2 separate regions of the Mus musculus genome follow, and region 2 is linked to region 1. Evidence: chromatin loops called from intact Hi-C (ENCODE). Cell type or tissue: left cerebral cortex. All regions are shown on one strand. Each heading gives the region's core, and the rest is flanking DNA. Links, peaks and the distances in the headings are about the cores only. Region 1 holds the start of Arpc3 (actin related protein 2/3 complex, subunit 3). Region 2 overlaps Ccdc63 (coiled-coil domain containing 63).

Region 1 (11,414 bases), core at 2,044-10,043:
ATGGGACACAAATATCTTCACATCCTTTGCCCATTTGGAGAGATCTATCCACATACTTCTTCCCCAGATATCTTTCTCACCAATTTTCCAATTGTGATCTTTCCAAGTCCCTGACCATCCAGCCAATCCATTGGCTACAGCCCATGAGTCAGTGAATAATCGTACATCTGGCCATTTCTTCTTACAAACAAACTGTAATACCATGTGTACTGCCCGAAGTTCTGCCCACTGTGAAGATTTCCCTTCACCTGTGTCTTTCAGGGTTGTCCCAGAAAGGGGTTGTAATGCTGCAGCTGTCCACTTCTGGGTGGTGCCTGCATAACGTGCAGAGCCATCAGTAAACCAGGCTCTAGTCTTCTCCTCTTCGGTCAGTCGATCATAGGGAACACCCCATGAGGCTATAGGCGCATGTTTGGCAGCAGATGGCATTGTAACAGGAGTAGAAACCATAGGCATTTGAGCAACTTCTTCATGTAACTTGCTTGTGCCTTCAGGACCTGCTCTGGCCCGATCACGTATATACCACTTCCATTTGATAATAGACTGCTGCTGTGCACGTCCCACTTTATGACTTGCAGGGTCTGATAGTACCCAGCTCATGATGGGTAGTTCAGGTCGCATAGTGACTTGGTGTCCTATTGTCAGACGTTCAGTTTCCACTAAGGCCCAATAGCAGGCCAAGAGCTGTTTTTCAAAGGGAGAATAGTTGTCTGCAGATGATGGTAGAGCTTTGCTCCAAAATCCCAAAGGTCTTTTCTGTGATTCACCTACAGGGGCCTGCCAGAGGCTCCAAACAGCATCTCTATCAGCCACAGACACCTCAAGTACCATCGGGTCTGCTGGGTCATATGGTCCAAGTGGTAGAGCAGCCTGCACAGCAGCCTGGACCTGTTGAAGGGCCTTCTCCTGTTCCAGGCCCCACACAAAGCTAGCAGCTTTCCGAGTCACTTGGTAAATAGGCCTAAGTAACACACCCAAGTGAGGGATGTGTTGTCTCCAGAATCCAAATAGACCCACTAAACGTTGTGCTTCTTTCTTGGTTGTAGGAGGGGCCAGGTGCAATAACTTATCTTTCACCTTAGAAGGAATATCTCTGCATGCCCCACACCACTGGACTCCTAAGAATTTCACTGAGGTAGATGGTCCTTGAATTTTGGTTGGATTTATTTCCCATCCTCTGATACGCATATGTGTTACCAATGAGTCCAAAGTGGTTGCTACTTCCTGCTCACTTGGTCCAATCAGCATAATGTCATCAATATAGTGCACCAATGTGATATTTTGTGGAAGATCCAAACGATCAAGATCCCTTCTAACTAAATTATGACACAGGGCAGGAGAGTTAATATATCCTTGAGGCAAAACTGTGAAGGTATACTGTTGGCCTTGCCAACTGAAAGCAAATTGCTTCTGGTGGTCCTTATGGACAGGTACTGAGAAGAAGGCGTTTGCCAGATCAATAGCCGCATACCAGGTGCCAGGAGATGTGTTAATTTGCTCAAGTAACGAAACTACATCTGGTACAGCAGCTGCAATTGGAGTTACCACCTGATTTAGTTTTCGATAATCAACTGTCATTCTCCATGATCCATCTGTTTTCTGCACTGGCCAGATAGGAGAGTTAAACGGAGATGTGGTGGGAACCACCACCCCTGCATCTTTCAAGTCCTTGATAGTGGCAGTAATTTCTGCAATTCCTCCGGGAATACGATACTGTTTTTGATTCACTATTTTCTTTGGCAGAGGCAACTCTAAAGGCTTCCATTTGGCCTTTCCAACCATAATAGCCCTCACTTTACAGTTCAGGGAACCAATATGAGAATTCTGCCAATTTCTGAGTATATCTATCCCAATTATACATTCTGGAACTGGGGAAATCACCACAGGATGTGTCCGGGGACCTACTGGACCTACTGTGAGTCGGACATCAGTCAAAACTCCATTAATCACCTGCCCTCCATAAGCCCCTACTTTAACTGGAGGGCCACAATGTTTCTTGGGATCCCCTGGGATCAGTGTCAACTCAGAACCAGTATCCAGCAGACCCCGAAAAGTCTGATTATTTCCTTTTCCCCAGTGTACAGTTACCCTTGTAAAAGGCCGTAGGTCCCTCTGGGGAAGAACTGGAGAAAGGGTAACAGCAAAACCTTTGGGTGTCTTATCAAGATCCTTCCTCAGTGGAACCTGGCCACCCCTTCATTCAAGGGGTTCTGGATCTGCAAACTGTCTCAAGTCTGGAAATTGATTCACTGGCCGAGATTGCTGTTTACCACGATCTAATGTAGCCTTTCTTTCATTTGGCTGTTTACCACGATCTAATGTAGCCTTTCTTTCATTTGTTTGAGAATTCTTCTGCTTATACAGATCAAACAAATATGCAGTAGGCTTCCTATGTATTTCATTCCTGGAAACACCATGATTGGTTAGCCAGTACCAAAGGTCCAACCGAGTCATGCCATTATAAATTTCACCTCTCCTGTGCTGACCATTACTGGGTATGTTATTATAAACATTCTTTTGTCTACGCTGTCCATTATAATAACTAGAATCACCTTGTCTCTGGCGATTCAATGCTGCCACCTGGCCCTTGTTACCTCGGAATCCAACTAAACCCAGTGAATTTAATTCATCTAATTGAGCAGAAGCATCTCCAATGCTAAGATCTGGCACAAGGAAAAGGGAAAGAACAAAACCCTTCAAATGTGCTGGTGCCCCTCTCACCAATTTGCGTCTTATAGAGCTAGTGAAAGGCATATCTTCTGGACCTTCCCATTGTGGACAATTATGCTTTACACAATATATCCACTCTAGCATTGCAATTTCCCTAAGTCTTAAAATCCCTTCATCAACACTAAGCCACGGAATATCAGGCATCTCCAAGTCATTTCCAGTAGGCCATCTTTTGATAAACACCTCAGCCAACCATTCAAACAAACTTTTGACACCTTTTTTAACTATGCGAGCTTCCGTATTAAACCTAGAATCTCTACTCAGAGGACCCATGTCAATAAACTCAGCCTGCTCTAGTTTTATGTTCCTTCCACCCTTATCCCACACCCTTAAAATCCATTCCCACACATATTCACCAGGTTTCTGCTTGAATGAATTAGCAAACTCATTAAGCTCCTTAGTAGTGTAGCGAATTTCCTCATGGACTACACTTTCTACCTCCCCTCTAGGAGCCTGTTTTGCTTTGAGTCTGGTTACAGGTCTAGAAGAAACTATTGGTGGGCCGTGAGCAAACTCTGCAAAATTAATTTCCTCATGTGGGGAAGGCATTATTTCAAGAGGTGGGGCTGAGGGTACTACTTCCTCAGGTGGGGCAAACCCTTGAGAATCTGAGGATTCAAAATTCTCAGCTTCAACATGGTCTTCCCACACATCCCCATCCCATGTTGTAGGATCCCATTCTTTGCCAATTAGAGCCCTTACTTTAACTGTCGACACACTCTGAGGCTGAGACTTGAATTTTCGCTGTAGTTCAGCCAACCTTACAATGAGAGTTTCTGTTTGATTTTCTGCAACTTGAGCTCTATTGCTACAAGAGAGAAGATTCTCCTCAAGGACACACTTAGCAACTTTTAGATCGTTTACTTGTGTCTGGAGACTTTCGATTTTATCACACAACTCCTTCCTTTCATTCATCATTCTTTCCACAGATACTAAGAGCAGCCAGCCAGTAAAATCATTTTCCGATTTTTTCCCCATCTTGTAGAAAGCTTTGTGCACTGAATCACCTAATTCATTAAGAAAATCAAGGTCATTAGCTTCTTTAAGTTCGGAATATAGTTTCAACCATGGGTCTTCAAAATTCTCTGAGCTCCCAGGAGGGAGAGAATCTGGAGAGGTTTCAATATTTGAAAGTGCTGGTGGATCAACAAGCCAATTCCAGTATTTTAAAAGATTCATCCTTGTACTTCTGTTACTCTAGAACCACTCCTGGTACCAACTTCTGTATTAGTCAGGGTTCTCTAGAGTCACAGAACTTATGAATAGTCTCTAAATAGTAAAGGAATTTATTGATGACTTACAGTCGGCAGCCCAATTCCCAACAATTGTTCAGTCGCAGCTGTGAATGGAAGTCCAAGGATCTAGCAGTTACTCAGTCTCACGCAGCAAGCAGGCGAAGGAGCAGGAGCAAGAGCAAGAGCAAGAGCTCGAGCTAAACTCCCTTCTTCCAATGTCCTTATATTGTCTCCAGCAGAAGGTGTAGCCCAGATTAAAGGTGTGTTCCGCCACACCTTTAATCCCAGATGAAAGGTGTAGCCCAGATTAAAGGTGTATTCCTTAAACTCGGAGATTCAATCTTCTGGAATCCATAGCCACTGTGGCTCAAGATCTTCAAACCAAGATCCAGATAAGGATCTCCAAGCCTCCAGATAAGGGTCACTGGTGAGCCTTCCAATTCCGGATTGTAGTTCATTCCAAATATTGTCAAGTTGACAACCAGGAATAGCCACTACAATACCCTAAAGCAGAAGAAATAGTTTTTCTTTTTAACTTACATTGAATTACATTGAGCTTTTGAGAGTCCATTGGCAGCTGGTGTGGTGCAGGTCATGGGAACAGCCAGCCAGAAGGTCTTTCTCCAGCATCCCTCAAAGGCCAGGCTCTGGCAGAGTGAGGCTGGATCTTAGTAAGCCCAGCTAGACGTGACATTACAGAGTATTTTCCATAACTTCTTTCCTTGAATCCTTGCAACAGGGCCCAAGGCTCCCTGGATATTTGGTGACCAGTCTACCTGGTAACGCTAATTCAGCCCTCATAGCCCTCAGGTCAGAAGTTGTCATGTTGGCCTATAGGGCTGAGTTTGGTCCATTTTCAATAAAGCCAAGTGAGGCTCTCTGAATCCATAGTCGTTGGCATCTGGAGGCCAAGGCTGAGGGCAAGAGCCAAGTGTGGCTGGGCTGTGCACCAGGCCTGGTGTGGGAATGGGCTGAGCTGCCTGTGGCCTAGGAGTACGGGATGGCTGAAAATATCCTGGTCTCTGGTCTCTGGACTCCCATTAACAGGTTCCCAGGCATGGTGGCGCACACCTTTAATCCCAGCATTCAGGAGGCAGAGGCAGGCAAATTTATTGAGTTCGAGGCCAGCCTGGTCTACAGAGTGAGTTCCAGGACAGCCAGGGCTACACAGAGAAACCCTGTCTCCAAAACCCAAGAAAGAGAACATGTCTAATGTTAGTTCTAAATACTTTTCTTGTAGCTCATTTCAGCCTCCCTAAGCAATGAGGTAAATACTGAGGCCTCTATATTTAGGTGAGGAACAGAGGCACAGAGAGGTACATTAAGTTGCTCAGAATAACACAGCTAGTCATGTTGGAACTAGGATTCAACCCCAGGACCTGGCTCCTCAGCAGTCATACAAAGAACAGGGAGTATAAGCCAGACATTGTAGAGACCAGCCTGGGCTACATAGTTAATACCTTGTCCAAAAACAAAAAGTGGTTGGCTGGGTATGGTGGTTACATATCCCCTCAGTCTCAGTACTTGGGAGGCAAGGCAGGTGGATCTCAAGAGTTCAAGGCCAGCCTGGTCTACAAAGCAAGTTTCAGACTAGCCAGGGCTACCCAGAGAGGCAAAATACATACTTACATACATATATGATGGGTGTCAGTGGTGGGTTTGTAGTCATCCCCTCAGACATGTGGCATCACTCAGGCCCTTATAATATGCTTGGTTTTCATGACCACTTAGTCCTTGCCATGATCTGGGAAGACATACACCATACCTTGTTGAAAGAGTAGAAATGATATACACATTTAGTGGGTGACAGACAGGTCAAAGGGGTAGGCTCAGGACTTTTCTTTCCTTTACCCCTGTGGTGGTCCCTGACTGTCTTAACATGACAAGGAAGATAGACACCACCGTCGGCATCATAAAACTAAGCAAGAAAAATAAATAAAAATAACAGGAGTGATGGGCACATATCTGTAATTCCTGAACACAAGTGGGTGCAGATCAGTTCATATTCATTTATATGTATATGCCAGCCTGGACTTCATGCGACTCTTAGCAAAGAAAAAATTGAAAAATAAAAAATATTGGCCGCCAAGACGGCTCAGGGTGTAGGTGTTTCTGAAGACTGTGTTGGTTCCGAGAGTATCACGGTGGAAAGTGAGAACTGATGTCCCCCACCTTGCATTGTGGTAAAAGTACAAAACTAAGCCAGGTGTGGTGGCGCACGCCTTTAATCCCGGCACTCGGGAGGCAGAGGCAGGCGGATTTCTGAGTTAGAGGCCAGCCTGGTCTACAGAGTGAGTTCCAGGACAGCCAGGGCTACACAGAGAAACCCTGTCTCGAAAAACCAAAAAAAAAAAAAAAAAAGTAAAAAACTAGACATAGCAGAAGGGTAAATCAGGCGACTGAGTGGTACTGGATTTGAAGCTGAAGCCGGGAAATGAGAAAAAAAACCCAAAAAACAAAACCGGGAGCTGATTATTAACCACTTGCGAGGGAGTCTTCAATTTCAAAATCCAGCCTTTTATTCTGAACGTGCTTTATGCATGCGCCACGGTCATCGCCTCACGCTGACGCGCCCCCTGGCGTCACTTGCGGTCAGCGCAGCCGGAGCAAGTCACCGGAAGTGCGTTTATTCCTTCCGCCCGCCTCTTCCGGCTTACTTCCGCCCACTCCACCCAGGCTCGGTCGTCGGAAACGCTTTCTGAGTTCGGCTTCTCTGGATCGAATCCGGACACCGTCAAGATGCCGGTAAGCATTCGAGCCCCAGGGGCGGGGAGCCGAGCGGGGCGAGGGTCCGAGGGGTGGCAGGAGATCTGTGTCATAAGGCCGGGGAGAGAGGAAGCGTCCGCCCTGATCTCCAGCCTTTGCCTCCAACACCGGCTCGCCTGCCCCGCCGCTTCCCCCCTAACCCTGCCGTGTTCCCAGATCCCACCCTAGAGCCTCGAACCTAAGAACGATGGCTGGCTTTTAATTTATTTTTAAGTCTAAGGTCCAGCTTCTCCTTTTTTTTTTTTTTTTTTTTAAATTTCCCCCTTGTCATTTCCACTTCCTCCTCCACCCCAGGGAGTGGGATCGGCCTGCTACCTAGTCACCTGTCAGACCTCACTTCCCTGATGGACCCCTTCCTCCGTCTCCCTGCTCTGACTCCCACCCGACTCCCTGACCACCACCGAGCCAGCGCTGGTTTCCTTTTTCGTGTGCATCCGAGTGGGAGGAAATTGATGCCGATTGCAGCTTAGCGAAGGGACGCTTGAATAGCGTGCACCCACACTGAACCAGTGTTACTGACCTCTCGCTGTGAAGCCAGCATTGTTGACAGCAGCGACTAAGGGCCACTCAAGGAGCTCACAGTTTAACGGGTAGACAGTAACCATGCAAATGCACATAGGAAGTAGTTTCCTATCTTAACAACTGCTGTGACGAAAACAGATAGATGGCAGTTAGCCTACCCCTATCGCTCAGTTATCGCTCATCCCAATACCGAGGCAGGAGGATGGCAAAGTTCAGGCCAATGTGGACTATGTAGTGAGTTCTAGGCCATCCTGGGCTACAGAACTGCAAAGCCTGTCTCCCAAGAAATGGGGGAAGAAAAAAAAAAAAAAAGAGGCTTGCATGCAGGAGGTGGGGTCACAAGGTACAGCAGCTCATGCCTGTGACCCCAGCTCTGGGGAGGCAAAGGACAGGCAGATCTTCTGGCTTATTGGCCAGCCAGCCCAGCCAAAAATAAGCAAGTTCTGGGTTCAATGAAAGACGATGTCACAGGAAATAAATATATATATAGAGAGAGATAGTAGGGGCTGAGGAGGTGTCTCAGTGGTACAAATGAGAGGACCTGAGTCTGGATGCTTAGCACCCAAGTAAAACAGAAGGGGCGGGGGGAGGGCATGCAAAGCGTGTCTGCAGTTTCGGAGCTGGGGATGTGTAGAGTTCCCTGAGGCTCCTTGTCTCAAAAATAAAGTGGAAAGCAGTTAAGAAACAGACCTATGGCCTCCACCTGTGGATATGAGCATACATACCTACATGCACACATATGCACACACGTGAACATGAACACTACACACACACACACACACACACACACACACATGTACACATGCATGGTCATGTGCAAAATAAAACTAAAAACAAAAACCAGTACCTGGTGACAGGGATTGGGAGAACAGGGGACCCGGGGATGTGGGCAAGAGGCTGGCATAAATAAGGCTTATTTATAATGAGTAGGAGAGCAAGCCTAACTTTGAACAGTGTGCATGTGTTTGAGTAGCAGTGGGGAATTGACCCCAGGGCCTCATGGCATGCTACATAGATGCTCTACCACTGAGCAGTATTCCCCCATCTTTTTTACTTTTGAAAAGGGGTCTTATAAAATTGCCCAGACTGGCCTTGTAGTTGTGATCCTCCTGCCTCAGCCTCCTAGGTAGCCAGGATGACAAGCCCGTCCGGCATCACCGTGTTTGGCTTTGGAAGATTCATGATTCCTATAGTTAGTATATGTGAAGACCCAGAGTTACTGTCCAAATGAGCCCCCGCATCTCCGGATGACACTGTCTTCCAGAGGTCTTGAGTTCAGTTACTAGCACCCACAGGGCAATTTACTACCTATAATCGGATCTGATGCCCTCTTCTAGTATGTAGGCATACAGTTTTCTAAAAATGATGTGGCATGAAAGTTTTTAGTAGGTGGGGCAGATTTATAGAATATTGGCTTTTGAAGGGTTGTTTACCATTAATGGAGGGAAATTCCCAGCATTCTCAAACTACCCTTTAAGAGCACTGGAGTTTTGTCCCCAGCATCCACATCCAGCAGGTGCCAGCTGCCTATAAGTCCAGCTCCAGGGACCCCAGCACCATCTGCTGGACTCTGTGGGTACTGCATACACACAGAAATACCCGTCCACAGATATAGTGCACACACATAATATATTTTTTGTTTTGTTTTGTTTTTGTTTTTTTGAGACAGGGTTTCTCTGTGTAGCCCTGGCTGTCCAGGAACTCACTCTGTAGACCAGGCTGGCCTCGAACTCAGAAATCCACCTGCCTCTGCCTCCGAGTGCTGGGATTAAAGGCATGCGCCACCACGCCCGGCTATAAGATATTTTTTAATCTTTAAAAAAAAAATCACGCTGAGCAGTTGGTAGCATGCACATTTAATCTCAGCACTTGGGAGGCAGAGGCAGGCAGATTTCTGAGTTCGAAATCATAGGACCAGCATTTGAGATTGTTCATCCACACAGTTCCCTCTCCTTTAGCTCATACGCACTCACCAAAGGTGTGGTGTATCTTGCTCATTTATAAGTTTAGAAGCAGACTGGTGGGAACTGGAGTAGAGTTGAGTTGGTAGAGCATTCGCCTGTCATGTCTGAAGCACTAGGTTTACTCGCCAGTACTGTGGTTATCTAGATCCATCATCCCAGCAATGGGAGACAGAGGCAGGAGCGTAAGAAGTTCAAAGTCATCGTCCCCTGTGAAGTAAGTGAGAGGCCAGCCTGGGCTAACCTGCATAGTAAGTGAGAGGCCAGCCTGGGCTAACCTGCATAGTAAGTGAGAGGCCAGCCTGGGCTACCTGCATAGTAAGTGAGAGGCCAGCCTGGGCTACCTGCATAGTAAGTGAGAGGCCAGCCTGGGCTACCTGTTGTGGTTGAAGGGGGTGGGGGTGGGGAAACAGGTTCCAGGAAGAATCGACCTGTGGTCATAAGGACAGGAAGTGGCAGATTTCAAAGCCAGGCCTTGGGTCCTGGTTTGCTGGAGGGTGGGAAACCTGTTTTGTGTGGTCTCTGTAGTAGAGTGTTTCAGCTTGCATCATGTCACGGAGTGCAGAACTGGAGGAAGCGCATCCTTCCATAATGCACGTCTAGCCTAAGGATGCAATCCCAGGAGGCACAGGCAGGCGGATCTTTGTAAGCTTGAGGTCAGCTTGGTCTACCTAGGGAGTCCCAGGTCAGCCAGGGCTGCTTGGAGTAGTGAGAGCCTGTCTCAAAAAGCTGACGTTGGGGGCATTCAGTCAGTGAAACACTTGCCACTCAAGCACGAGCACTTGAGTTCTGTCCCAGACTTCACGAAAGTGGCCAGATGTGGTGGCATCTGTCTATAAGCCTAGTGCTGGAGAGGCAAAGACAGGAGGATCTGTGGGGCTTGCTGGCGGCCTGTCTGTCCAGGTGGTGAGCTTCAGGTTCAATGACAGCCCCTGTCCTGAATATAAAGGTGGAGAAGCAACTGAGGAGGTCACCTGATGATGACCTCTGACATGTGCACACATGAGCACCCAGATTCATGAACACACACTCACACACACTCTCACACACGATACTAATAGGAAAAAAAAAGAACCTGGTCTCAAAAAAAAGCTCTGTGTGTGTGTGTGTGTGTGTGTGAGTGAGAGAGAGAGAGAGAGAGAGAGAGAGAGAGAGAGAGAGAGAGAGAATGAGAATATGAAGATCTAAAGAACATGGGCAGGGCCTGACGGGACAGGAGAGATGGCTCAGCAGTTAAGAGCGCTAGCTGCTCTGTCTTAGTCAGGGTTTCTATTCCTGCACAAACATCATGACCAAGAAACAGTTGGGGAGGAAAAGGTTTATTCAGCTTACTCTTCCACATTGCTGTTCATCACCAAAGAAAGTCAGGACTGGAATTCAAACAGGTCAGGAAGCAGGAGCTGATGCAGAAGCCATGGAGAGATGTTCTTTACAGGCTTGCTTCCCCTGGCTTACTCAGCCTGCTCTCTTATAAAACCAAGACTACCAGCCCAGAGATGGTCCCATCCACAAGGGGCCTTTCCCCCTTGATCACTAATTGAGAAAATGCCCCACAGCTGGATCTCATGGAGGCATTTCCCCAACTGAAGCTCCTTTCTCTGTGATAACACCAGTTGTGTCAAGTTGACACAAAACTAGCCAGTACACTGCTCTTTCAGGAAGTCCAGGTTCAACTCCCAGCACCCTGTTCCAAGGGATCCCACACCCTCACACAAACATGCATGCAGGCAAAACACCAATTACACAAAATACAAATAAATTATTTTTTAGAAAAGAATATAAATAATAAAGACAGGCATAGTGGTACTGAATAGTGAGACCCTGTCTTGACAAAACAAAACAAGAAGGAGAACATTAATAAAATGAAGTAAAATTAGTAGAAGACAGTGGTAAAGTGTAATTTTTTTATTTTTTGGTTTTTCGAGACAGGGTTCCTCTGTGTAGCACTGGCTGTCCTGGAACGCACTCTGTAGACCAGGTTGGCCTCGAACTCAGAAATCCACCTGCCTCTGCCTCCCAAGTGCTGGGATTAAAGGCGTGTACCACCATGCCCGGCTCTGATATATATATATATTTTTTTTTTATGATGGGGTTTGAGGTACTGCCTACCTCTGTTTTCCGTGTCTAGTTTAGTGTGAGCGGAGGGCTACGCTTATCCACCAGCTGACAGAACGTCTCAGAATCCACCAGTTGGTTCTCT
Region 2 (11,414 bases), core at 1,193-9,192, 280 kb before region 1:
AAGTTTGTCACTGAAGGAGTCTGCCCCAAACACAGGCAGCACAACCCTTATGGGCTCTGGGGGCTTGAGGAGGGCAGAGCCGCCCCAGAAGGGGTTGACAAAGGGTTGTGGGACATCGACATCGGGCCCCTCTGCCTCCTGCAGGCGCCGGAAGGACTCTAGAAGCAGCAGGTCATTTGTCTTCTTTTCTATGATAGCTGGAAGGAAAAAACGGGGTCAGGGGGTCAAGGGTTAAGACCGCCAGCCCAGGCAGCCCTCATTATCACAGAGGGAGGGATGGGAGTTTGTGCAGGATGCTGGCTTCCTCCTGGCCACGGGCCGTGGGTGTGGGAAATTCTGACATCATGAGGCACCGAAATCTCTCTGATGCACATTGGCAGAGCTGCTCACAGGAGCACACGGTAGATCTGAGGCACTGAAAGCGCTGTGAGTGACAGTTTCTAGGAAAACATGGTCCAAAAAGAATTCCCTAGATATTGACAATGAGAAGGCCAAAAACCAGTGTTCCACTAGACATCAAAGCCAGCAGTAGCCTGATTTTCCAGCCTGCATTTATGCCATTCCTTCTGCCTGGGATGCCTGGGGTGGGTGCTAAGATTCAAACTCGGCTCTCTGCGCGCCCGTGCACATACACACACACATACACATTCACACTCATAAGAACAGCCGGTACCATTCATGCCAAGCTACCACAGTCTGGGTGGCCATGTCCCCTCTGTACCCTGAACTGGGAGCTAAACCCGGAAATGCAGAAGGCAGTTTCACAAGCGTCTGTGACATATCCGGAGCCCCACTCTGAACATTTCATTTCCTTCCTTTCAATCAGGGTTTTTAGTTCCTTTTTCTTGCTGTATTGCTTTGGCAAAGCATCCTACAGGTACAGAACTGAATAAGCTTAACAGGAGTCATTTTTGCCTTCTTCCTAATCTTGGAGAAAAAAGCCCATGGGGCTCAGATATGAAAAGCGTGGTGTGTGCGCGCACATGCATGTGAGCCTCTGTACGTATATGTGTATACGTCTGCATGAACACACTTTGTGCATACATGTGTGCATATGTGTTTGCATGCGTGTGCATATATGTGCAGGCATATGTGAGCATGTGCATATAGTGTTTACTGGTGTTTGAATGTGTCTTTGTGCACATGTGTGTGTATGTATAGTGTTTAGTATATACATATATATACTATATATATATATATATATATATATATATAGTGTATGTATAGTGTTTAGTGTATAGTGTTTGTGGCAGGTGCCTGTACATGTGTGTGTATGTGTGTACATCCGTGTAAGCATGTGTGTGTGAACATGTAAGTGTTACGGTGTTTGTGAATGTGTGTAAGGAAGCTCTCTTTTCTAGCTTTAGTTTTTCTCCTGAAGGGAATTCACCAAACCCCTCTCCTGGGTTCACTGAGATTCACCACCAACTAACCCGTGTTTAATCCTCCCAATAAATCCGGTGGTGTAGCTCCTGAGTTGCACCCTCATTTCAGAGCTCAAAGAACCCGAGCACAGAGAGGGTCGGGAATGTGGCCAACGTCACACAGCTAGTAAGTGAAGGCTCAGAATTCAAACCAAGGCAGGCCGCACCATGGCTGTGCTCACTACCAACCAAGAAAGCGTTCTTGTGCCTGGTCACAGACCGTGCAGGCAAGAGTGCCTAAGAGGTACTAGGCTCACCAAAATACTGCTGCAGATTGATGTCCGTGACCTTCCCGGACTCGCCCAGCTTGCCCAGGATCTCAGTGGCATCGCAGTTGATCTTCTTAAACATCTTCTCCACCGAGTTCTTGAGATACTCCAGGGTCTTGCTCATCTCCTTGTATTTGGTCTCATAAATGTCCGCTTCCTGCGTGGTCTTTCTCAGTTTCTCCTGGGGGACAGACAGACACCAGGCCCAGCCTGAGGCTGAGGGACTTTTTGTGCAAGTGACGGGGGGGCGGGGGCAGGCGGTGTGCCATCCAAGGAATGAGCTTCCTGACAGCATCAAACAAATTTAAGAAAAAAACAGACAGCTAAGGATGGGGGTTCCTTGCGTGGAGTGCTTGCGCAAACCAGGAGTGGTATGCATGCCTGTAAATCTTGCACTCTGGGGATGGGGGCAAGGAGGGACGCGAGCCCAGGGTCATCCTTGTCTATGTAGTGAGTTTGGGACCAGCCTGGGGTACATGAGACCCTGTATCAAAACTAAGTGATTCCTCAGAGTGCCGAACCCGGACTCCTGGAGAGAGAGGAGATGGTGAAGAGCCAGGGGTGGAGAGGGTTCTAAGCAGGAAGTTGGGGACAGCCCTTAGCAGGGTGGGACGTATCTGAGAACCCATAGCTCCTTGGATGAAGTCTCCTCCTTGGGGTATTTGTATTTCGGAGGGGGATACGTGGGCATGCGCACGCGCATGCGCGCAGACACAATGCTATCCTAGCTAGCACCACAGTCCAGTGAAGGCATAAAACAATAAAGACAGAGCCAGGCAGAGGAGACCCTGATGAACACTGTTGATCCCAAACCCAGGGAAGAGTCGGGAGTTCTAGGTGGCCCCCAAGTAGAGCCTGTGGATCTAGGCTGGAGACCACCTGCGGAGACCAGCCTGAATCACAACGGCTTCCCTTCCCGACACCCCTTGGCTCTGAGTTTCCTAGGCTCTTCCTGGGCTTTGCTGTCCCTCCGCGGTAGAGCCACGAATAGCACCACCAGCCTGGTCAGGGTGAAGGACGAAAATGAGCCCCAAGGAACAAATAAAAATCGCTCAGGGGAAGGAGCTATGATTCTGAACAGGAAAAGCCCAGGCTACCCTTTAACTCCAGATCCTGCTGCCTCAGCCTCCTAAGTATGCGAATCAAAGATGTGTGCACCACACCCAGCCAGTCAGGGGCGGGATTCACATCTTGCTGAGCATTGGCTGTTCATTGCCCAGATACTGTCACCGGAGAACCTGTTTGCCCTGGGATGGCAGTGTGACGAGCACACAAACCCCATAAAGAGTCATTATTCAAGTGTCCTGAGAAGCAACTGGGGCTTCCTGCCTCAGCCAGTGTGGCCTTCTCCACACTCTCCAACCTTCTTCCTGGGAGCCGTGGTACCACCAGGCATCCTTGGGATGGAAACCACACACCAAGAAGAGCCTGGGTGGTAGATGACATCACAAAGACACTCCCTCCCCCAATCCTGAAAGTGCCAATTTTCAGCTTATTTAACAAAAAATAAGCTTCTAGCTTGCTCGGGCTCCCAGGGTGTCTGGGGGGCGGGGGAGGCAGGAAGAAACCTTCAAACCCAATACTGGGGAGCCAAAGGAAGGAGGATTGCTGTGAGTTTGAGGCCAGCCTGGGCTACATAGTGAATTCTAGACACCAAGGCTGCATAGTGAGACCATGTCCAAAAAAAAAAAAAAAACCCACAACTCGGCTCCCTAGAGTTGATTGTACTGTTTGCCTCTGCCAGCCTCTGTTTGCTCCCTGAAAAAAAAAATGGAAAGAGTATAACACCTTCTCCTGAAGGTGGTGAAGGGAGATGGGGCCAGAGGAGTGGACATAGCCTGGCATCTACTGACTAGTGCCTAGCCCAGGACGCATTTGCATGCAGGATGTAGGCTTGGTTCAGTGGTGCAGTACAGAACTAACATACTGGAGGCCCTGGGTTTGATTCCCAGCATAGACAGAAAGGGAGAGGGGAGGAGAAAGAATAGAAGACAGACTGTTGGTTTGTGGTCGTTAGTGAAAAACAGTGGAACTGAGCCAAGGGGGAGACAAAAGGAGAAACTGAGGCAGAGATGCATCAGAATGGAAGTGCAGTCCCAGGCTTAGGTTGGACCTCCGAGCACCTGTACAATAAACAGAGCTTACAGACAAGGGTTCTGTGGTTGTGTCTGAACAGGCCATCTGACAGATGACGGACACATGCAGGATGCTCCTTGTCCCTGTCTCTTCCCCTCCCCCTCCCCCCTCCCCTTCTCAGCTCACCTCCATCTGTTTCAGGATGCTCCGGGTGCCCTCATGGGAGGTCTGCTGCTGTGACCGCAAGTTGATGATGTCATCCTGCTCAGACAGACGAGAACCAGTAGGAGAAGATGGGAGTTGCCCTCATCCACTGTATCCAACCCTACTCCATGTGGGGTAACCCATCAAGGAGTCGCCCCTGTCCCCACCTTCTCCTCAGGCATTCTATTCTTCATCCTCTGAGAATCATCTAGAACTATCTAGTGCAGTAGCTCTCAACCTTCCTAATGCCTCGACCCTTTAATATAGTTCCTTCATGTTGTGGTGACTCCCCAAACATAAAATTATTTCTGTCGCTACTTCATAACTGTAACTTTGCTACTGTTTTGAATTGTAATGTAAACATCTGTGTGTTCCAATGGTCTCAGGCGACCCCTGTGAAAGAAACATTCAACCCCCAACGGGGTCATGATCCACACGGGCTCAGAACCACCTAGAAAGAGAAGTCAGCATCATCTCTCACATCCTGTGTGCACTAACCGCGCCATGTCATGGCCACGCCTAGGTACTGAGAACTTGCAACATGGCACCAGAGACAGGGCAGCTGAAGTTTCTCTTGTATTACAGGGTAAAGAATATATTTGGACAACTAGTGGCTACTGCACTAGACCTGGCAGCTCAGTCTAGGGTCCCTCAAACTCTCCCAAGAATCTGAGTCACCCCTTCAGATGACCAGGCTCACTCCAAGTTCCAGGACTGGAGCGAGGCTAGTTCCCAGTACAGCTTGTCCAAGCTCCTTCACATAGCCCCTCCCACCCTCGGGTGCCATTTCAGGTGGAAATAATGGAAGATTTCAGCACAGGTGGCCACTCCAGTGAGGGGACAACCTTGCTAAGAGGTGACAGGTCAGCCACTGATAGTGAATTCACTAGTGGGGGATGATGGCTCACACACAGATGGCTAACTGCTGGTTAGGACCTGGACATCTGCAGTTTGGGGTGGAGAATTTCCCCAACAGACACTTGGGCTCCAACCTCTAAATTACAGTGCACTAAAGCAAACAAAACAAGAAGCCTGGGGTTCCTGTGCTATTCCCAACATCATGGTACAGATGGGGAAACTGAGGCCCACAGAGGGCAAGTCCACCTTATACCAAGCCCTCAAGGGTCAAGTGTGGATATTTCCACTCCAGTCATAGGTCACTCAGGGCTCCTCATCCATGTGCATCTGCATCCCACAGGGACTAGGGATATGCTCTGTCCTGGAGCAGCCTGGACCACAAAAATCATTCCTGCCATTCCACAGACAACCACTAGGGGGCAGTGGCGACACACTCACGACCCACTGTGGCCTACACAAATGTACCCCAGAGAAACAAAAGTTTGGGGATTGGTGTAGAACACTTTGATCTTTACTGGGCATGGTGGCACACACCTTTAATCCCTCCACTCAGGAGGCAGAGGCAGGCGGATTTCTGAGTTCGAGGCCAGCCTGGTCTACAAAGTGAGCTCCAGGACAGCCAGGGCTATACAGAGAAACCCTGTCTCGAAAAACCAAAAAAAAAAAAAAAAAAGAACACTTTGATCTTTATATGTTGACCATTACAGATCTTAATATATCAGAGAACACGGGCCTGTGACCCCCGTTCCTAGGTAGAGATGAAACTGGGTGTACCAGAGGGGGGAAAATAACCAAAAAACTTAAAAACCTGAATCCTAGTTTGAGCAGAGAAGTTTTCTAATGACTCATGCCTGAAATTTCAGCATCCCCCAAGCTGAGACAGGAGGATTGCTGCGAGTTGCAGACCAGCGCGGGCTACTGAGCAAGGCCTAGTCTCAAAAAAAAAAAAAAAAAAAAAAAAATGCATCAAAGCAAGAAAGCAGCCAAGTCTCTAGGATAACTGTCCTGGCAGGAGTGACGTCAGGCCGAAGAGTCGCTAAGTCCCTCCCCGTGGCTCGCAGACCATTGAGACAATGGGCCTCAGGAAAAGGCTGAAGCCTGGTGCTAGAGGGAGACTTGTCTCCTGAGGGGCTGGCTCTGTGGGTGAGGGGCTTGCTGCGCAAGTGTGAGGCCCTGAGTTCGAATCCGGACAACCTATACAAAGTCCGCTGTGGCGGTGCACATCAGTAACCGCGGCTCTCCTGTGGCGAGACCTGGCTGGATAGGACAGAACTCCCAGAATGGCAGGAGAGTTAAGGAAAAGGTCCAATGTACTCTGTCCTCCATACCCACACAAGAAGAAACAGGGTCATGATGTCATCGGAGGAGGAGAGGGCAGGGCTCAGTCAGAGGGAATCCTTGGAGGAGGGGCGTGGCACGGCTAGGCATGGCATCTGCTGGTGCGCTGGGTGTTCTTCCTGGTTCTGAGCCATAGAGACAGCAGTCAGCCTGTCTGGACTGGCATGCGGCATCGCGTGGTTTGGACTCTGTGAAGTGTTCCAGAAGCTGTTCATGTGAAGAGGCCCAGGAGCCAGGTAGGTGTGAGAAATTACAGATTCAGTGAAGGTAGCCAAGTGTCGCTCCTTCAGGACTGGCCAGAGCCTTTACTAGGCTGATGGGCACCAGGCCTGTCCAGGATTAAGCATTGACCATTTACGTCCCTTCCACTCTGAAGCCTTTGGTCAACAAAGGTGCTGGGACCTGAGTTTCATTCCCAGAACCCACCTGAAAAAAATACCTGGCCGTGATGGCATACATTTGTGTTTATATATGTATATATAATATATGTGATATATGTAGTATATAATCTATAATATATGATAGATATAATATATGTAATATATTATATAATGTATGTAATGTATTTGCTATATAGTATATGTATTATATTATATAACTATTAATTGTTATTAATTAATTATAAGTATTATTGATTAATATATTAGATATAATTTTTAAAAGATTTATTTATTTCATGTACGTGAGTACACTGTCACTGTCTTCAGACACACCAGAAGAGGGCATCGGATCCCATTACAGATGGTTGTAAGCCACCATGTGGTTGCTGGAACATGAACTCAGGACCTCTGGAAGAGCAGTCAGTGCTCTTAACCGCTGTGTCATCTCTCCAGCCTGATGGCATTCATTTGTAACCCCAGTATGTCTCCCGAGCGGAGACAGGAGGTCCCTAGGGGCTTACAGCCTAGATGGCATAATTCAATTAATGGTTGAGCTCAAAACCCCATTGACAGATGTTGTCTCAGAGGCCAAGGAGGAGAGGCTGGAGTGACAGCTCAGAGGTTAAGAGCACTGGCTGCTTTTGCAGAGGACCCAGGCTTGATTCCCAGCAACCACGGGGGCAGCTCATACCATCTGTAATTCCAGATGGGGGTCTGGTGCCCTCTTCTGGCCTATGTGGGCACTGCATGCACGTGATGCACAGACACACATGCAGGCAAAGCATCCATATACATAAAACTACTTTTAAAAGTGCCTTCCTGGGCCGGGCGGTGGTGGCACAGGCCTTTAATCCCAGCACTCAGGAGGAAGAGGCAGGCGGATTTCTGAGTTCGAGGCCAGCCTGGTCTACAAAGTGAGTTCCAAGACAGCCAGGGCTACACAGAGAAACCCTGTCTCAAAAAAAAACCAACCAAACAAAAAATCCCTTCCTAGCTAACAGTCCAGAGTTAATGAAACCTGTTGTGGCCATTATCTACAGCACAGACTAAGGTATCGGGGAAAACCCTTGAAAGCCACACACCTGGATCCGCTGGGTCTTCTTGTGCATGGTCTCCATGTCATTGTTGAGCTCGGTGACATAAGTGAAACGAGCAAAATTCTTCTCCTCCTTGGCCAGGAAATCCTCGGTGAGCTGGTTCAGGTCCCCGTTCTCCGCCAGCTTCAGCAGCCGCAGGTGCGCCACCTCATAGCTCGCGAAACTCTCGCCCTTCCCCTTCTTCCCAAGCTTCTTGGATTTGACATCTGGATGGGAGAGAGAAAGACCGCAGAAGGTGAGGAAAGAGACGATGGGCTCCCCGTCATCCATACTGTCTTGGGGAGGAAGTGAGAGCTTGCCAGGACGCGGGATCCATATCAGAAATTGCTGAGGGGCTGGGAAAGCAGAAGATCTCGATGACGCACAGACACGAAGACCCGAGTTCAATCCCCAAGACGGGTAAGAAACTGAGTGAAGGTGGCGATGGTGTCCCTGCAACCCCAGCCTGGGAGGTGGAGACACTTAGATCCCTGGAGTTCAGCAGCCGGCCAGCAGAGTACTAGTACTCTCCAGTGCAAGGGACGGTGGTTCAAAAACCAAGGCATGACTGGCAAAATGGCTCGGTAGTTATGAGCACCTCCCACCCTAGAGAATCCAAGTTCACGGCCAGGCCTAACTGATGGTTCACAACTGCTTATGACTCCATTCTAAGAGATCTGACAACCTCTTCTGGCCTCAGCCAGCACCCTCACACATGTGGTATACACTTACAGACATAAACACTACACACAAAAATAAATAGGGGCTGGAGAGATGGTTCTGCTCTTAAGAGCATTTGACAGCTCTTCCAGAGGTCCTGAGTTCAATTCCCAGCAACCACGTGGTAGCTCACAACCATCTGGAATGGGATGCCTTCTTGTGGTACATCTGAGGATACTACGGTGTTCTCATATACATAAAATAAATCTTAAAAAGAAAAATAAATAAGTGGTTAGGGTTTTGTTTCATTGGTTTGTTTGTTTGTTTGTTTGTTTATTTTCTAGACAGGGTTTCTCTGTGTAACTCAGTGTATAGAGCAGGCTGGCCTTGAACTCACAGAGATCTACCCACCTCTTCCTCCCAAGCGCTGAGATTAAAAGCATGTGTCACTGTGCCTGTCTCAAAAAAAGTAATAATTATTTAAAAATAAAATGATTAGCCAGGCAGTGATGATGCATGCCTTTAGTCCCAGCACTCAGGAGGCAGAGGCAGACCGTCCAAGGGCAGCCTGGTCTACAGAGTGAGTCCAGAACATCCAGGGCTACAAAGTGAAATCCTATCTCAAACTAAATAAATAAATAAAATAAAATAAAATAAAATAAAATAAAATGATAAAAGGAGATCAAGAGCCAGGCACAGTAGTGCAGGCCTTTACTCCCAACACCTGGTAGTAAAACCCTGCATACACACACACCTTTCCACACGCACACAAAGAAACTAAAATAACATAAAATTTAAAAATACTTAGTAGAGCACTACAGCATGCCCAACATGGTACCAGACTCTGCTGTCAGGGTTGAGACATGGAGAGCCAAAGAGATGGCCAAGGGAAGAGAAGAAAAAAATCCACCCACCATCACACTCGTGGCTGGAGGGAGACACAACAGATGCTATGGGTGGGAGGGTCTCTCTGCAGAGGTGACAGGAGCAGGGTAGAGGTCAAGTAAAGGTTAAGGAGCACCCTGGGGAGAGAGTTCTTAGGAAGGCTCATTTAGCTGGGTGAACCCCAAAAGTTCTGAGCCTTGCTCAGCCTGCAGGCCAGGCTCTCCTGAACATGTCTGACATCTTTCTGATGTCTTCTGCATGGCAGTTGGGTGGAATTTTCTAGATCTTTCTAAAGACTTCTGGCTGTGCAATGTCTGACCTGCTGTGACTTTTCATTGTCCTTGAGATAAGGTTGAAGCTTGTCAGCATCCCAAGACAAGGAGGGGATGACTCGTGGGACCTATTTTGGATGGAATTTTGGATCTTCCACTTAGTTCCTGTGGCCCTGGGCTGGGTTACACGTGTCCACTCTGGACTGCAGGAGTGCCTTTTTTGGAGTATTCTGGAGTGTTGTAGGAATGCCTAGTCCTCGGTGCCATCCTGAGGACCTCATGGAAACAGTGCATACCAAGCACCCGGAAGAGAGGCTTACACAAGTGGCAAAGGGGCAGGTAAGGGGTGGGTGGAAGGACGAACGGATGGTTAACTGAGCAAGAAGAGCAAGTGAATGGGTAGAAAAAAGACAGTCCAAAAGGTGAAAGAAAGAAGGAAGGAAGAGAGAGAGAGAGAGAGAGAGAGAGAGAGAGAGGGAGGGAGGGAGGGAGGGAGGGAGGAAGGAAGGAAGGAAGGAAGGAAGGAAGGAAGGAAGGAAGGGAGAGAGAGAAAGAAAATAAAAATGTCTTTGTGGCTTTTGATTAATTTTAGAGAGTAAGACATACACAAGATTTCTCAGAGCCACTTTTAGCAACATGGTCCCAAGTGACAGGGCAGAGGGGGACAGAACATACAAGGGGATGGGTGTGGCACAGGAAGTGCATACTTACTGTGTACAAGGCTGTCAGGATTTATATATGCTTGGCCCAGGGAGTGGCATTATTTGGAGGTGTGACCTTGTTGGAGTAGGTGTGTCACTGTGGGCATGGACTTTAAGACCCTCATCCTAGCTGCCTGGAAGCCAGTATTCTGCTAACATCCATCAGATAAAGATGTAGAACTCTCAGCTCCTCCTACATCATGCCTGCCTGGATGCTGCCATGCTCCCATCTTGATGACAATGGACTGAACCTCTGAACCTGTGAGCCAGCCCCAATTAAATGTCGTCCTTATAAGAGTTGCTTTGGTCATGGTGTCTATTCAAGGCCTAACACAAGAAGGAGAAGGAGGAAAGAGGGGGGAGGAGGAAAGAGGGAGGAGGAGGAGGAGGAGGAGGAGGAGGAGGAGGAGGAGAAGAAGAAGAAGAAGAGAAGAAGAAGAAGAAGAAGAAGAAGAAGAAGAAGAAGAAGAGAAGAAGAAGAAGAAGAAGAAGAAGAAGAAGAAGAAGAAGAAGAAGAAGAAGAAGAAGAAGAAGAGAAGAAGAAGAAGAAGAAGAAGAAGAAGAAGAAGAAGAAGAAGAAGAAGAAGAAGAAGAAGAAGAAGATCAAACACACCTGTGCAGCTTCCCCTTGTCTGCACCCTTCATGCCTTTCCATTCCAACCATGACATCATCACAGGCTGAGCCCTGCCTGGCAAGACCCAGCAGCAAGCACCAAACCCATACAGGGTCTAGCAGACCCCAAGGCTCCCCTGCGCTATAGACTGAGTCTCAGGGTGAAAAGACATCTGCAGATTGGGGCTGGCAGACAAACTTGAGCAAGCAGTTCCATGTAAATGCACTTCCAAATGCTGAAATCCGTCCTCACTACTGCTAAGAAACAAACCATTCTCAGTAGAAGTGTATCCCAATACTGCACGGCACATACTTAATGTAATAGTGTGTTCATTGTTAACCTCAGGCTTAAGTTTAACCTGATTGCTTTTTTTGGTTGGTTGGTTGGTTTGGTTTGGTTTTTCGAGACAGGGTTTCTCTGTGTAGTCCTGGCTGTCCTGGAACTCACTCTATAGACCAGGCTGGCCTCGAACTCAGAAATCCGCCTGCCTCTGCCTCCCAAGTGCTGGGATTAAAGGCGTGCGCCACCACTGCCCAGCTGTGTGCTGTGTTTTATTAGCTATGATTGTCCCACATGGCTCAAACTATAATCTCTCTCTATCTCTCTATCTCTCTCTCTCTCTCTCCCTCCCTCCCTCCCTCCCTCCCTCCCTTCCCC

The links. Peaks named below come from ENCODE experiments on the same cell type or tissue, not always from the same donor. Only the 100,000 strongest peaks of a DNase experiment are listed, where the experiment ranks them.
Region 2: a loop joins it to region 1, with 4 times the contacts of the local background. A loop is called at or near these places in 6 of 42 quality-filtered maps.

The regions. Positions count from the first base shown.
Region 1 is chr5:122,385,288-122,396,701 of GRCm38, forward strand. It overlaps Arpc3 (actin related protein 2/3 complex, subunit 3), which reads left to right and starts at 6,591. Exons shown (of 7, transcript NM_019824.4): 1 at 6,591-6,710. The coding sequence starts at 6,705. Gm32853 (a long non-coding RNA gene) reads right to left here and starts at 8,024. Exons shown (of 4, transcript XR_387695.4): 1 at 7,252-8,024; 2 at 5,595-5,709. In left cerebral cortex, for the core only: CTCF peaks have their summits at 6,553 and 8,797 (motif pointing left); DNase peaks (open chromatin) are centred at 6,182, 6,581, 7,237 and 8,812; H3K4me3 peaks cover 1,670 bases; H3K27ac peaks cover 1,186 bases.
Region 2 is chr5:122,109,179-122,120,592 of GRCm38, forward strand. Ccdc63 (coiled-coil domain containing 63) reads right to left here. Exons shown (of 12, transcript NM_001384199.1): 8 at 7,632-7,852; 9 at 3,956-4,030; 10 at 1,682-1,874; 11 at 1-197. It also overlaps a transcript of Myl2 not described here. Among named protein-coding and RNA genes, the nearest start is that of Myl2, 14 kb to the left of the region's middle. In left cerebral cortex, for the core only: CTCF peaks have their summits at 2,669, 5,221 (motif pointing right) and 7,294 (motif pointing left); a DNase peak (open chromatin) is centred at 5,238.